4 separate regions of the Homo sapiens genome follow, and all the other regions are linked to region 1. Evidence: chromatin loops called from intact Hi-C (ENCODE). Cell type or tissue: PC-9. All regions are shown on one strand. Region 1 overlaps MTMR1 (myotubularin related protein 1). Region 2 overlaps MTM1 (myotubularin 1). Region 3 overlaps MTM1 (myotubularin 1). Region 4 overlaps EOLA2-DT (EOLA2 divergent transcript).

The links. Peaks named below come from ENCODE experiments on the same cell type or tissue, not always from the same donor. Only the 100,000 strongest peaks of a DNase experiment are listed, where the experiment ranks them.
Region 2: a loop joins it to region 1, with 4 times the contacts of the local background. A loop is called at or near these places in 6 of 110 quality-filtered maps.
Region 3: a loop joins it to region 1, with 2.6 times the contacts of the local background. A loop is called at or near these places in 2 of 110 quality-filtered maps.
Region 4: it touches region 1 in a loop (6-fold over the local background); 34 of 110 quality-filtered maps call a loop at or near these places.

Annotation. Positions count from the first base shown.
Region 1 is chrX:150,715,584-150,718,083 of GRCh38, reverse strand. All of the region lies in intron 3 of MTMR1 (myotubularin related protein 1), which reads right to left. Among named protein-coding and RNA genes, the nearest start is that of MTMR1, 23 kb to the right of the region's middle. In PC-9, CTCF peaks have their summits at 877 and 1,076 (motif pointing right); a DNase peak (open chromatin) is centred at 1,073; H3K27ac peaks cover 269 bases.
Region 2 is chrX:150,586,422-150,588,921 of GRCh38, reverse strand. All of the region lies in intron 1 of MTM1 (myotubularin 1), which reads right to left. Among named protein-coding and RNA genes, the nearest start is that of MTM1, 19 kb to the right of the region's middle. In PC-9, a CTCF peak has its summit at 1,118 (motif pointing right); no DNase peak of the experiment used is centred here.
Region 3 is chrX:150,644,056-150,646,555 of GRCh38, reverse strand. MTM1 (myotubularin 1) reads right to left here. Exons shown (of 15, transcript NM_000252.3): 9 at 685-873. Among named protein-coding and RNA genes, the nearest start is that of MTMR1, 48 kb to the left of the region's middle. In PC-9, no CTCF peak of the experiment used is centred here; no DNase peak of the experiment used is centred here.
Region 4 is chrX:149,961,897-149,964,396 of GRCh38, reverse strand. It overlaps EOLA2-DT (EOLA2 divergent transcript), which reads right to left. Exons shown (of 12, transcript NR_027456.1): 9 at 1,681-1,814. Among named protein-coding and RNA genes, the nearest start is that of EOLA2-DT, 25 kb to the right of the region's middle. In PC-9, CTCF peaks have their summits at 1,141 and 1,346 (motif pointing left); a DNase peak (open chromatin) is centred at 1,346.

The DNA.
Region 1 (2,500 bases):
GTGTGTGTGTGTCTGTGTGTGCTCGTGCACACGGACATGCATGCACAAAGCGTATGACCAGGGACATGAAGAGTGAAGTTGTCAGTGTTCACCCAATCCAGGCCATGAGAGAGTGTGCTCTCATCTGGCAGGCAACAGTATTCCAATCCCTGCTGCGGAGCAGGGTGTTTTCGTCAGGCATGTCTCAAGACAATTTACTTTGCAGTAATTTCATACTCACCAAGCAAATTGCTAATGATTTACTAGGTTTCCTGGCTACAATGATGCTAGGAAAAGGATACCTTAGATGGCCAGAAAAATACACGCCCACGTTTTTAAATTAGCAGATTGGCACTGCAGCCCAGTAGCCACTCCCTTGTGAGCTTGGTTGGATAGTGCCAGATAATTGAGGGGAGGTGAGAAAATGGTGTTCTTGAACTACAAAGCTAGGGACCAAAGCCTGAACTCGGGGTCTATTCCAAGGTACCGCCACCCTGTGAGACGCTGCCAAGGAAACCAGTCACTTTCTCCTTGGCATCTCTGACATAATGTGTCATGAATAAGAATAAGGTGATCAGAACCCCCAGCAATTCCAAAGCTGTATTTCATAGAGCATTACTTTCCCAAGAGATGTGAATAGGTCTTAAAAAATAAATAAATAAATAAAAGTTTGGGAAATGCTGGGTTAAGCAAAACAAGTTCAGCTGCTTTTTTTCTTCTCCTTTTTTTTTTTTTTTTTTTTTTTTTGAGATGGAGTCTCGCTCTGTCGCCAGGCTAGAGTGCAGTGGCACAATCTCAGCTCTCTGCAACCTCTGCCTCCCGGGTTCAAGCAATTCTCCTGCCTCAGCCTCCCGAGTAGCTGGGACTACAGGCGCACACCACCACGCCCGGCTAATTTTTGTACTTTTAGTAGAGACAGGGGTTTCACATTGTTGGCCAGGATGGTCTCCATCTCTTGACCTGGTGATCCGCCCACCTCAGCCTCCCAAAGTGCTGGGATTACAGGCGTGAGCCACCGCGCCCGGCCTCATTTGCTTTTTTTAGTGAGACATCTTTAGTGTGTCAATGCACACCGAATCCGCAAGAGGGCGCCACAGTATAATGCATTCCTCATACCTATTTGATCGGGACTGCTTTTTCCACCTGTTAACATCGGAGGCCACTAGTGTTCAGTGGAAAATAGGTCGAATAATACTACGCTTTCAGCATAATTTTGTAAAGCAAAATATTTTTAAATGGATGTCTTTTATAATTCTAAATTATTGAAAATTCAAAATAGTAATTATTTTCATAGTTACAAGAATATTTCACTATGTTTTATTAAAGGACCTAAAGGTCAATTTAGAAATACTACACATAGTAGTTTCATCACATTTTATACAGGGAAGAAAGCCAAACTATAAATAACAAATTCAATGTTAAATGTTGGTCAGGGCTATGTTAGTTCTACTGGGAGACCACAAAATGACATGGTCCATCCTCCTCCTTATCCAAAGATGCATGGTTAAAATAATATAGATTAGGAATCATCGTTACCTCCAAACAGTTAATTCAATTCAAATTTTTAGCCCAGACTGGTTTTTAAAGACATTTTCTGCCAAAATTTTTTGGAAGTAAACACATTAAGGGTAGGTGTGGAGAACGATTAATGGATTCATTTTTATACTCACATCTGTTTTGGAAATATATTTTATGCAATAAAGCATAAACTAACAGGTATACTTATAAATGTCTGGTTTTAGAAACACTAAAAGATCTCCAATCTTAGAAGCCTTAATTTGAAACTCTGCTTTATTGCCTGAACTAGTGACTAACTGTATAGCATCTCATGAAGTGAGAAAGCTATTTTAATCAATATCAGAGTTTTAAATTACTTCAAATGTTACGTTGTTAAAGCCTATTTTAATGGCTAAATATTATCATGTATTATACAGACTTAAGTTTCTTATATGTTAAAAATAAGTGAAAATAGATTATTTTGAAATATAATTACTAAAGCAAGCTGCTTTAATCAACTGAATCTGGAGGAGCTTAGGAAAGGTATGACTCTCTCTATTTAGAGCAAGCCACATCAAACATTTTAAAGTCCTCAATCCAGGACTAGCTAATAAAATGTTGCATATAGGAGACAGAGGTGATTAGGACCATTTTAAGAATACACAATGCTCTCAAGATAGAAGTTGAAAATCAAGCATTTCTCTTCTCTTCCCATAGTCATGTCAAGTTTGGCTTGAAACTTCTGTGCATTTATATGTCAGTGAGACATAGTAAGGCAAACCTCTAATTGATAAATCTGGGACATGCCTTTTAAATGGCAAAAAAGAACAACTACTGGAATAAAACAAAGAAGTGACCCAATTGCTTCAGATTTCCCCGTAGGAGATTCCTTTTGTAAAAGAAACACATTTAGCTTTAGCATAGAAACTCAAGAGAAGAGTTTTAAAAGCTTGGAGGTTTTTTTGTTTGCTTTGGTGAGTATAGTAGATTCCCTTTATGAAGCTGCTGTTAGGAGAAGGGACTC
Region 2 (2,500 bases), 130 kb after region 1:
GTTGGCAGTGTAATATTTCACTTAAGCCACAAGTTCATACAAACTCATGTTTGAAATGGTACGACAAGGCCTTGGCTGATCAGGATGGTCCAGGCAGGGTGGTTCTGGGCAGCAAATTTAAGTGTATATACTGTTATGTAGTTAACTGCAGGGTTAACTTGTACCCCTTTGAAACGATTTGCACTGAAAATAATTTGAGTAATGCTATCTTCCCTTATAGACTTTTCCATGAACATTTCAAATTAAGGTACAGCCGTCCCAGTACAGGGGGCTGGGATTGGTCAGTTGAATCTGTGGAGGCAGATACAAAAACCTCTTTCACCGCGCCCTTTTTCCAGACTAAGGAACTGTTTTTCCTTTTCTGTTGAATATGAAAAACAACAATACACAAACCTGAAGCACACATTAACTAAAAACATTAAAAAATGCATGCCATTTTAACGCTTATGTTAAGAATCTAAAAGCAGCAGAACTAGAAAATAATTTTGATCTCTGCCTCATAGGGCCTTTGCAAGCAAACTGTAAACACCACGGAGAGCTCTATTTCCCATCGTCACCTGAGTTGAGATCAATGGCCCTGAGTGGTTTTTCTGAACTTTTCTGTATACAAACAAAACAGTGACAAAGGTATGCAGCTTTTGTCTTTTGATGAGCCTTTAATGTGGTTTATGACTCTGTGTTGGCATTTACGTTAAGTTCAATCATGCTCTTTCTCTGGAAAGATGCTGCTTATGGAAACATACTGAGACTTAAAACTTGACTTCTAAAGTTTGTCAGAGAACAAGCAGCCTCTCCGTTCAGAATTCCAGGTCTTTCTAAGGTAGTTGTCCTTACTTAGAAGTCTGTTTTCAAAAAGATGCCAAATCTCTTTGGCAGTGGTGCTCAATACCATCAGACCCGAAACTCCCTTTTTATAAAACAAATTTCTGTAAAGTCCCCTTTGCTAGGCTGAAATGAAAACCATGGATATCCTCAATCTAAACATGATACAAAATCAATATACTGTACTAACTCCAATATAAAGGAGAAATAAAAGGACAGTGATTTATAATAAAATAATGTATTTTTCAATGAATTACACCATAACCAAAACATGCCCCCATTTCCAATTTGGCCTCTAGGGGGAGCGTCACCCCCAATGAGAACCATTCACAGAGTTCTGTACCTGGAGTGCCAGTAAACACAGGATTTACTATAAATTTATTCTGATTTTTTGCATTAAAGTAGCTTGGATTGTAGGCCACCTAGGATGCAAAAAAATGAAACATACCTTGAGACGTCCTCAACCAAATCACTGTGAACCAAGATAAATGTTCATATTCCAGCCATTTTGAGACCAGGTACACCATCAATTTAACACATATATTTGTTTATTTGGGGGGAAGAAGTGCTCAACTCACATGAAAATAAACTATGATCTGCAAAAGCAGAAGTTTGGTTCATTTTTATACATTTTCCTTTGAACAAGGGACTGACAAATTTTCCGTGTAAAGGGCCAGATACCCAGACATTTCTGTTGCAACTACTCAGTACTGCGTTGTAGCACTGAAGCAGCAATATGTAAATAAATGATGGGCTATATTCCAATAAAATTTTATTTACAAAAACAGGCTGTCACGCCCTGCATTAAGCTGTTAAAATAATTCCCATGTGAACCGTCTTCAGCCGAAGTACATAATAATCATATTCTCTTAAACTAAAAAACAAGCTATTAACCCCACCATTGAGAGCTTGTCAAAATGCCACTATGCGCCCACCTACAAAACAGTGTGATACAGTTGAAAAAAAGGAAGGGATTCTGTATTCAGACCAATTTGTGTCTCAGATCCCAATTCTCTCACTTAATTACTGCAGTTTCCAGTCTGTAAAATGGGTGTGACGCCAGCCCTCACAGTGCTGTCATGAGGAACAGGTAAAATTATAGCACAGCAGATGGCATAACAAAGATGCTCAAATACCAGTTCCCTTCCTCCTACCAGAGATGCTTTATGCTTTTTTTTTTTTTTTTGAGACAGAGTGTCACTCTGTCGCTCAGGCTGGAGTGCAGTGGTACCACCTCAGCTCACCGTAACCTCTGCCTCCTGGGTTTGAGTGATTCTCCTGCCTCAGCCTCCTGAGTAGCTGGGATTACAGATGTGCGCCACCATGCCCAGATAATTTTTGTATTTTTAGTAGCGACAGGATTTCGCCACGTTGGCCAGGCTGGTCTTGAACCCCTGACCTCAAGTGATCCGCCCACATCGGCCTCCTCCTGTGGTGCTAGGATTACAGGCATGAGCCACCACACCCAGCCCAGTGAACTCTTAAGTCATTCCCCAAACTGGTGCTAATATGTTAGGTTGGTTGTCCACAAAATATACCATATCCTTGATTGCCTAACCATTCTGCACACAGGTTTTCTAAGATGATCAATCTAACCTTGCCAAGACTCCAATCAGCCTTACAGTAGTTTACCTTCAAATATGCCTCCTTCCATTAAAAAAAGAAAACACTTGACTCC
Region 3 (2,500 bases), 72 kb after region 1:
TCAATCTGGGGCCATTTAGTAGAGCAAGCAAACAGCCATACACCTTGCAGCAGCTTCTGAAGGCAACACTATGCAGTCACTGATGTTCATGATGACCCTAATCAATTTTAAGTGCATTCAGCATATTCTGCTTACAGCAAAAAGTCAATTGAGACAGACTTCTTTGAAAACGGTCAACTTTGTGTATATGTTTGTGCCTGGAAAACTCACATACGTGGACCTACTCATTTCTTGAATTATCTTATGTAAATGAGAATACACATATGTGAGTATATACGGGTATGGGGGAGGGAGTGTTTGAGTAAGCATGCAAATTTAGTATTTTAATAATTACAGCTTCCCATAGCTTCTTACAGATGCCCCAATAGTGTACACAATGAGTGATCATCCACAGCTGAAAGGGCTTTAAAGAGAATCTAACTTTTTCCTGCCAAGGTCCTGGCCAAAACCCAATTTCATTACAGTCTAGACATGCCTATTTACCTAAAGTTTATTTGCATTTGATTTTGATATATTCAATTTTGTTTAAGTTTTGTGATTAAAACTACTTTCTGTCTAAGAGAACTGGTTTTCTTAACTATTAATTTAAACCCACGTGTTTCTATATCATGGCAAAAACATTCACAGAAAACACTGCACTCCATATGTAAGCTAAGTGTCCAGCACATCATTAAGTCCACTCACCTTGTTGGCCACTGCATTTACGCTGGGTCTTGCATCATAAATGGTGAGTTTAGAAATTTGTTTATTAGTCTCCCTGATAACATCGAGATATTTCTCATCATCTTTATTTCGTTTCCCACTCATACCGACAAGAGGCTGACTGCAACGCACAATGACCGTCTTATTTTCTGGATGAATCCATGACAGCACCTATGGTTAAGTCAGAAAGTTTAAGCTATCAAGAAAGCAAATCTCCAAGCAAACAATTAAAACTGTAAAACAGTAAAGCACTGACGGTTATCAAGAAGTGAATCTGATTGTGCTAAAATAGAATACTTGTTCACTTGCAATCTCACTGCGTGTGTGTGCCCAGAGACATGCATTTAATAATATAACTCAGAAACAAGTACAATTACCAGTCTTTTCTTAATTAGCACCACATCCAATATAAATTAATTGCTTACCTAAAAATAGTTATATCACTTAAAGGAAATTGAAAGCTTGATCCTATTTTAATTATGTAGCTTGCACTGGATTTGTTATCATATAGAAGCAGCTTTGGCAAAAAGTGAGAGGTAAAGGAAATTGTCTCTGGTACAATATGTTTCTCATAATACCAACTCTGTCTACAGATCATTTTCCCAACAGTCTCAATTCTAGAATCTAACACAGGAAGGAAGAAAACCTGAGCAGAGCAAAACTGATCTCAGGACAGCCCAAAGAGCATAGATCTGCTCGTCTCCACAGTGCAGTGTGGACATCCAATGCCTAGGAGACCTCATCAAGCCCTGATTCAGAACCTATCTTCTCTAACTTTATACACAAGTCTAGCACATTTGCTCCCTGGTTGCCAAGCTCATAGCATGTGAAAAGTAATACACGTAAAAGGTAGCTAATAATGTAATATACCAAAAACGACAGAATTGTACACTTGAGATGGGAAATTGTTTGGTATGTGAAGTAGATCTCAATAAAGCTATTAAAAATGGGAAGCTGGAGAACTGCAGCACAGTGGGCGACAATGTGGACTTTGGGGTCTAGTGCCATCTCTGCCGTGGTTCTAACCTCAGGCATTTCACTCGCAGCTTCTCTGGCTTCCCTTTCCTCTTCCATAAAATGGGGAGAATAATATAATCTCATAGGGTTGCTCGGTGGCCTGAAGAAGAATGCCCAGAAAGTCTGCAATAAACACTGGCTCGTGTTAGCTTATAGAGGCAGGCCCAGCAGCCAGGAAAGTCAGTTAGCAAAAACTACAAAATGCAGATACAAAGAACGAAAGAAGCTTAATCATGTGGGCTCACTCAACATAACACCAAATTCCCTGATGTCTCTGAAGTTACCTACCCCATGATGGCAAATGACAAACATTGATGTTTATAAAAATGAGTGTTTATAATGACAACAGGTTATTGAGAAAAGATTATACAGTAATATTTATTCATTCTCAGAACAAATATGGTCCTTGCACCATGCTAGAGATCAATTAAAAACACCATTGTAGCCCCTGCCTAATAAGAGTCCAAAGGCTCAGAACTGGGAGCCTTGGAGAAGGTACCAGTGGGACCTAAACCTCCACCTTCCAATCTATAATGCACAGCACATATGAGATCTGCCTTCCTTTCCCTCTATGGCCCTGGTATCAAGAGAGACAAGAGACATGAGACCACTTTAAAGGAGCAATTTGCTACACATTTAAAAGATTTATTATTTGAGAAATTATTAAAATATTTTTTAATATTTTTTATTATTTTAATAATTTGAGAAATTATTAAAAATAAAAATTATTTATTATTGAGAAAGACCCTCATCAAGTTGTAAATTTCAGTCGGGCCATAGG
Region 4 (2,500 bases), 750 kb after region 1:
ACTATGGCTATACAATGGAATACTAGGCAGCTATTAAAAATCATGAGGTAGAAGAACATATAATGACAAAGAAGATTAAGCAAAAAGGCAGATTATAAAATAGTAAATACAAAATGAGGCTAATTTTTTTCTTTCATTTTATACATTTTTAATTTTTTTAATTTTTAATTTTGTGAGTAGTTAGTATGTATATATATATGTATATATATATGGGGTAAAATTTTTAAAAATAAAACCATATGGAAAAAATACTGGAGGGAAATATACCAAAATGAACATCAATTACAGTTCTCCCGAAGCCAAAGAACCACTGGTAATTTGTTTATTTTCACCGTTCTGCATTTCACAAACTTTCCACAATAGATTTTAAACTCTAAGGCATTTGAGGAGCAAGGAGCGAGAAAAGGTATACAACCATAGTAATTCTCTCTGCTGCCATTATACTAGGCATTTATAGTATCCCATAACTGAATGCAAGAATTGCTCCTGTATAAATGGGAAGAACATGGATTAAAACAAATGAGAAAAGGGGCAATGTGCTAATATGTTGTCTGCATAATTTTTTAAAGCATAAACATAAATCTGGAAACCAACATATTACAAGGTTAAGAATGGTTACTTCTTGTTGGTAGGAATGTGGGTAATGGTTAATTTTGTGAGTGTGATTTTTTTTTTAATTTCTGAAAAATAAAAAAATAAAAATTAAAACCAAATGAGAGACCTATAAATATTTCCACTCACTGGTGTTGGGGCAGTGTGAGTACACTTCTTCCTCTGTGTCTGAGACTGTGGGAGGAGCCCAGTCAGTCCCCGGGATGGGAGGGAACATTCATGGCCACTGCTTTCCTCCCCTGGTCTCAGAGGCTGAACATTGGTGCCCTCTCAGTGAAATAACACAGCAATGCTAGTCTCTCCATTCACTGTATGCCAGGGAGCCCCTAATCCTATGGCAACGACCCCATAAATCAGGCTCATGGACCCCTAACCCTTCAGAGCTCCCGGTCAGCAGAGTTCTCTCCCATGCCATGGCCCTCTATTCTGGCTTCTGCACCCTGCCATGAGACCGGGAGCTCCTGGAGGGCAGGGCCTGTAGTTTAGCTCAAACCTTGCCTCTGTGACTACCCTAGTGCCTTGCATAGAGTGGATATTCAATGAACATTTATGAGACTTTGAAAGGCAGGCAGGTATGAAACATCATCTTGGTGCCTGACTTGAGAATAGAGGAACATGGATACTAGCATGTATCCATGAAGCCTTTCATCCTCTCAGGAAAAGCACAATCCAGCCCATGGCTTGGCTACTTCTTGACGTGCGCACGGGTGCAGTAGTCTCATGGATGAGAATGCCACCTAGTGGCATGGATGTGGTAGTCTCGTGGATGAGAATGCCACCAGGGTAGGCATGGGCAGTGATGAAAGCAGGTCAAAGAAGAAATTAAACACGGTTCAAACAGATCTTCTTTGAAATAAAGATATACAAACCATCACAATAAGTGGAACAGTGGGGGCTGGATGAGGTGTCTGTATGAAGGCATGGCAGCTACAAAGTCAATATAGCATCAATATACAAATTTACGTGCGATGCAATAGGTTTCCTTTGTTTCAAACTGAAGGAAGACATTCCATCTCACTGCCAAAGGCTTACAAATTAACGCTGAGGGTCAGGGTTCATGGTACTTACTCAAGGTTCCTGTGGCTGCTGTTGTAGTCCCATAACTTTAAAATCATTCTATCATCTTGGAGTACTTTCTCTTAGTGGGGAGATGATGGAATTTGTTGATCATAAGAAGTATATAATGGGAGAAATCTCCTTTGCTAAAGGTTCATGTAATGAAAGTTATGAAAAAAACCTTTTTTTTCATTAAAGCAAACTAATTTGTCACTGAAGAAAAAGTAATTATTTAAATGTTTAAAGAAACAACTTTTTTCAATAAAGCAAATTAATTCTTTAAATATGTCGGAGTGTCTCCAGGTACTGACTAGTGTTCTTAGAAAAGAAAACTTTTAAGAACAGAAAAATTCAGATCAAAAGAACACAGCCCTTATCTTTCCCCCTTCAAATATAAGTCAAATAGTGGCTGTGAAACTGACTGCAGGGAAATCCCTCCATTTTTTATAACATCAAAATGGAATAAGGCTTCATTGCTCAAGCTCATACATACCAGGTCTGAAAGCACATGTGGGTTAAATATCTCAGACTTGGTTTGTTTGAAATGATGTTCTTGCTTTCAATATGATCAACTAAAGACAGTTACTCTGGACTTAGAGCTTCATGGAACAACATAGACTTGATTATGCCAAAAGTACTTTACACAGCTTGAGAAGTCCACTCTTAACAGGTGCCTTTGGAAGTCAAGGCAAAGGATTTTTTAAAAAATTGAGCTGGAAGAGATCCTGACCAGTATAACTAGACAGCCTGTGGGATTCAAGAGGTAACAGCTTATCTGCTTTTAAACACTAGTACAATAAGAGAGTTCACAATAAAGTTGGACAACCGCCAT